2 separate regions of the Homo sapiens genome follow, and region 2 is linked to region 1. Evidence: chromatin loops called from intact Hi-C (ENCODE). Cell type or tissue: breast epithelium. All regions are shown on one strand. Each heading gives the region's core, and the rest is flanking DNA. Links, peaks and the distances in the headings are about the cores only.

What was found. Peaks named below come from ENCODE experiments on the same cell type or tissue, not always from the same donor. Only the 100,000 strongest peaks of a DNase experiment are listed, where the experiment ranks them.
Region 2: a loop joins it to region 1, with 17 times the contacts of the local background. A loop is called at or near these places in 1 of 110 quality-filtered maps.

The regions. Positions count from the first base shown.
Region 1 is chr19:46,528,209-46,531,118 of GRCh38, forward strand. It overlaps the pseudogene PPP5D1P. Among named protein-coding and RNA genes, the nearest start is that of PNMA8B, 34 kb to the left of the region's middle. RefSeq lists a silencer at 2,641-2,750. In breast epithelium, for the core only: a CTCF peak has its summit at 1,521 (motif pointing right); DNase peaks (open chromatin) are centred at 1,501 and 1,877.
Region 2 is chr19:46,460,002-46,462,911 of GRCh38, forward strand. No RefSeq gene overlaps it. Among named protein-coding and RNA genes, the nearest start is that of PNMA8A, 10 kb to the right of the region's middle. In breast epithelium, for the core only: no CTCF peak of the experiment used is centred there; a DNase peak (open chromatin) is centred at 1,720; H3K27ac peaks cover 281 bases.

The DNA of each region.
Region 1 (2,910 bases), core at 105-2,604:
GCTCAGTGCCAGGCCCCTCTGGCTGCCTGCCCAGCCCCAGGACTCCTGAGAGCCTGGATCCGGGGTCCTGGGGGGTAAGGGGCCCCTCCCAAAGGCTGCTGTTGCCCGGAACTCTGACGCAGCCTCAGCAGCAACCCCCAAGCAGGCTGCTCCCATCCCAGGGAAGTCCACCTTCCACCCCATCACCCAGCTGAGACTGAGCCTCATCCTGGACTCCTCCCGACCCCTCAGCCCCCACAGCCCGGCAGTCACTTCACTTCTTCTGCCAAGTCGGCCTCCTGAACATCTCTCAGATCCAGCCATTCCCTTCTCACCCTCCAGCCCCACCCAGCCCTGACCTGGCCTCTCCTGCCCACGTTCCTGGCTCAGCCTCCACCTGGCCTCACAGCCTCTTGTCCTGCCCTTCCAGAGGGGTGTTCCTAAGGCACAAACCTGACCCTGTCCTTTCCCTACTCGGAACCTCCCAGGGCTCCCAGAGCCTCCCGCAGAAAGCCCTGGCTCTCCCCACGGCCCTGCGTGATCTGCTCCCTGCAGCTTCATCATAACCCCCACGCACACACACTGCAGCCCCACTCACCGCCTCCATGCTAGGCTCCGCTAACCTCTGGAACTTTGCCACCAGGTTCTTTCTGCCTGAAGGCCAAAACCATCAACCCCCTAGGGAGACCCCCAGGCATGCGTCCAGAGACCCAGCATCCCCCATCCCTCGTCCACTATGTCACCCCACTGTGAGAGCTGAAAGGTTGTTTCTGCCCATTCAGGGACAGAGCCTACCCCAGGAGGCCCACTAGATTCTCAGGCCCACCAGGGCCCATGAGTGGCAGGACCCACACTGGGGGACTGGGAGCTGTGACCCTCTAGGCTAACGGGGAACTATGGGAGCTCTGCCTGGGGACACAGGGCCCCAGGCCTGGGCCAGTTCAAGAGATGAGTGGCTGGCAGCTCCCAGCAGATCACCAGGCTGGGGACGAACCCTGAGGGTGAGAGAGACTCCTCTCCCAAACTAGGAGTGGGCTAGGGTCCTGGACTTTGCCCCAACATCCCCCTCCCACGCCCTGCACGCCTTCAGCCCACACCATTCCACGCTTTCAGCCCACGCCTTCTGCGGCCTCCCCGTCGGGTCCAGCCTCAGCCTCACCCGTCCCATTCATCCACATGACATCGCAAACTTGACCCTCCCCCTCCCTTATTCCAAAATTTTCTCTAGTTCCCCAGTGCCCCGGGAACAAGTCGGGTTCCTATGAAGCCCTGTATCCCGCAGTCCCACCTTCTCCCCAGTGTTAAGCTCTACTCAGGTGGGGTTCCTCTGCCTCCCCCTACCGGGCTGTAAACCCCCCGGGAAGGTAGGACCTGGGCTGTTTCAGTCCCCATCTAGGCAGGATCAGACCCTGGTGAATGCATGTGGAGGGAAGAAAGGGAAAGAAAGGGAGGAAGGGACAGAATAAGAAGGGGAGGGAGGGTGGTGCCCTTTAAAATCAAAACCTCTGGTTTCATCTTTCTTCCCTGAACTGGCTCCCCACGCCCACCAGAGGGCGCTCTGACCCAGCAAATTCCTCATACAGCAACAGCCCGTTCTACACACAAAAGGGAATTATGAAAATAAGGATTGACACCAATAATCGATACTTAAAGCCCTACTGTGACCAGTACCTATGCTAAATTATCCACGTGCCTAAATCAACACAGCAATTCTGAGAATATCTTATAAATGAGGAAAGTGAGGCTCAGAGAGGTCATTTAACTTTCCCAGTGTCACACAGCACATAAGCTGCAGAGAAGCTTCCAGCTCTGGCCTTGGTAACCCCACAACCTTCCGTTCCTTGGTCATAGCCTGACGTGACCAAACCACAATGCCCTCTGTGCCTGGCCCTGCCACCTCCTGCCCAACCCCCATCCCGAGGCTCAGCCACACCCTTCCACCCCCAGCTCCTTAGACATCCTGTTCCCCATTTAGTCACTGGAATCTTAGCCCATTGGCTGCCTCGAAAGCACTTCTTCCCTTTCCCTACCCCCACCTCCCACAAATGGTCACCTCCTCCCTTCAGCTCAATGTCACCTCCTCTGAGTAAGCCTGTCCTGATCCAGGGTTAGCTCCATCTCTTCCGACTCACCTCCCCTAAGAATCCAGGCTTTCCCTGCGCTCCAGGAGGCAGGGCTTCAGTCATCATCGTGTCCCCAGAGCCCTGCACAGGCACTACAGAAAGACTGAATGAATGAATGGATGAGTGAAGTCTACGGGGTTAAATAAATGAACACTCAATGAGTGACACCCTCTCCCTCTCCCTCAGCCAGAAATTGAGACATTCTCCAACAAACACCCACAGCCAGGAAGAGAAGATCCCGGACCCGCTAGCCAAGAGTGCACGCTTCAGGCTCCCAGGACCCCCAAAATTCATCCTGCTGAGGCTGTCGGGGGATGCTGCCAGGACTCTGTTGGAAGCCAAGGCCCTAGGGCTCCTGGAGAGGGTCCCATACTCCCTTCAGTCCCTCCCCAGGCCAGGTACAGTGAGTCTCACTAATGCCATCATGCCTTTAGGGCAGAGTCTCCTGCTTTCCAGCCCAGAGTCCACTTCCCTCTCCTGAATGATTCACCTCCATTTCTCTCCAGAGAATCCCCCTCCCCACTCTCCTTCCAGGTGACTCCTACAGGGCTCACCCAATCCCCTGCCCACCCAAGCCTGGCCAGTCAGTACGCTTCCTCCCTCCCTGGTCACTGTGATTGGGGCAGGGGCAAGCACATGATCCAGTTCATCCAATAGGAGTCAGCCCTGGGTCCAGGGCTAAATTAATGAATGAAGGAACCCTAGAACCAGCCATGCCTGAAGCCAAAGCCACGCTGGACTTTTTTTTTTTTTTTTTTTTTTTTTTTTTTTGAGACAGAGTCTCGCTCCATTGCCCAGGCTGGAGTGC
Region 2 (2,910 bases), core at 239-2,738, 68 kb before region 1:
TTTCTTGAGGCCGCAGTGCACAGCCGCAGCAGAGAGACTGCTCCTTGCAAAGCGGGGCTACCCCATAGGCAGTGTGCCTAGAGGAGCAGCTCAGAAGCAGTGCTGCTGTCATATTTATACCCACTTTTAATTATATGCAAATTAAGGGGTGGTTTATGCAGAAATTTCCAGGAAAAAGCTGGCAACTTCAGGGTTGTCAAGGGCATTGCCATGGAAAGGGGCAGTAACTTCCAGGTGTTACCATGGCAACGGTAAACTGGCATGGTACAGTGGTGGCCATGTCTTCTAGAAAGCTGCTTCCACCCCAGACCTGTTTTAGCTAGGTCTCAATTTGGTCCAGTGTCTAAGCCCTACCTCTAGAGTTGAGCTCCACCTCCTACCGCAGTACCACTCCTAGCTATATACAAGAGAAATCTATGCCCACACAAAAACTGGTACACCAATGTTCATGGTGGTATTATTCAAAATAGTCAAAAAGTGGAGGCAACCCAAACGTCCATCAACCAATGAATGGATAAATAAAATGTGGTACAACATTTGGGCTGTTTCCAGATTTAGGCTATTATGAATAAGTATGCTATTATGCACATTTGTGTACACATCTTTGGTGGATATATATTTTCATTTATCTTAGGTAAATACTTAGGAGTGGAATGTCTGGGTCATATCATAAGGGTATGTCTAACTTTTTTTTTTTTTGAGACAGAGTCTCGCTTTGTCACTCAGGCTCAAGTGCAGTGGCGTGATCGCAGCTCACCACAACCTCCACCTCCCAGGTTCCAGCGATTCTCCAGCCTCAGCCTGCCAAGTAACGGGGATTACAGGAGCCCGCCACCATGCCCAGCTAATTTTCGTATTTTTAGTAGAGACGGGGTTTCACCATGTTGGCCAGGCTGCTCTCGAACTCCTGTCCTCAAGTGATCCTCCCGCCTCAGCCTCCCAAAGTGCTGGGATTACAGGTGTGAGCCACTGAGCCCAGCCAGGGTATGTCTAACTTTTTAATAAATTTCCAAACAGTTCTCCAAAGTGGTTGTACTATCTCTGGTTACTTTAAAATAAATGAATATAAGTATTTATTGTTTGTGGTTGAAATATTCAAAGACACAAGATGAAAAGTGGGACTCTGCTGGGTGTGGTGGTGCATGCCTGTTATCTCAGCACTTTGGAAGGCTGAGGCAGCAGGACAGCTTGAGGCCAGGACAAGCCTGGGCAACATAGGGAGCTGTCTCTATTAAAAAAAAAAAAAGTAAAACAATTAGCTGGGCAAGGTGGTGTGCTCTTGGGGTCACAGCTACTCAGGAGGCTGAGGCAGGAGGATTGCTTAAACCCAGGAGGTGGAGGCTGCAGTGAGCCGTGATCATGCCACTGTACTCAAGCCTGGGCAACAGAGTGAAATCCTGTCTTTTAAAAATTAAAATTGGCCGGGCGTAGTGGCTCACGCCTGTAATCCCAGCACTTTGCATGTCTGTAATCCCAGCTACTCAGGAGGCTGAGGCAGGAGGATGGCTTGAGCCCAGGAGGCAGAGGTTGTAGTGAGCTGAAATTGCACCACTGTACTCCAGCCTGGACAACAGAGCGAGACACAGTCTCAAAAAAAAAAAAAAAAAAAAAAGGAGAGTCACAGAAGAAACACCAAATCTTACCCTGGGCACTGGGATGATGCCTCATGTCATGTTGCCAAGCTGAGACCTGCCACGCATTCTCTTGCTATTATGTGGCCATTCAGGCCTGAACAAGAGCCAGGACCCAAGGGGTTTGCAAGAGTCATGCCTGAGTTTAATTAAGTGGGACAGATGTGCTATTTAGAACCAGGACACCTGGGAGCAAGTTTAAAGGCTTGGATGTGCCCTGCCTGTGATGAACTTTAGCACAGACCAGCACAGTTCCCTAATCCTCTTAATTGTTCATACCATTACAAAAAGTGCAAATCTAAAACAGAGATGAACAGAAAAAAATTATTGCATTATCGTTAATCTGACCACAGTGGCTAATGTTGCTTGAATAATGCATTTGGGTGCTTTTAAAAGTCTGCAGTCAGCCTGGGCAACATGGCAAAACCCTGTTTCTACCAAAAAATACAAAAATAGCTGGGCATGGTGGTTTGCACCTGTAGTCCCAGCTACTTGCAGAGGGGCTGATATAAGAGGATGGCTTGAGCCTGGAAAGTCAAGGCTGCCATGAGCCAAGATCACGCCACTGCACTTGAGCCTGGGTGAAGAGCAAGACCCTGTCTCAAAAAAAAATTAAATAAATAAAATTTAAAAAGTCTGTGATGTTTTATTTTTTAATGTGGGGAAAATATTAAAAAGTAAATTGGCCGGGTGCGGTGGCTCATGCCTGTAATCTTAGCACTTTGGGAGGCTGAGGCGGGCAGATCACGAGGTCAGGAGATCAAGACCATCCTGGCTAACACAGTGAAACCCCATCTCTACTAAAAATACAAAAAAAAAAAAAAAATTAGCCGGGCATGGTGACGGGTGCCTGTAGTCCCAGCTACTCGGGAGGCTGAGACAGGAGAATGGTGTGAACCCAGGAGGCAGAGCTTGCAGTGAGCTGAGATCGCACCACTGCAGTCCAGCCTGGGCAACAGAGCGAGACTCCATCTCAAAAAACAAACAAACAAAAAAAGTAATTTAAAAATATGTAGGTCGTGGTGGGGCACAGTGTCTCATGCCTGTAATCCCAGCACTTCAAAAGACTGAGGCAGGAGGATTGTTTGAGGCCAGGCATTCAAGACCAGCCTGGGCAACATAGTGAGACCTCATCTCTACCAAAAAAAAAAAGTTAGCTGGGCATGGTGGTGCGCATCTGCAGTCCTAGCTACTCAGGAAGATCATTTAAGCCCAGGAGTTTGAGGCTGCAGTGAGCTGTGACCACACAATTGCACTCCAGCCTACATGATGGAGCAAG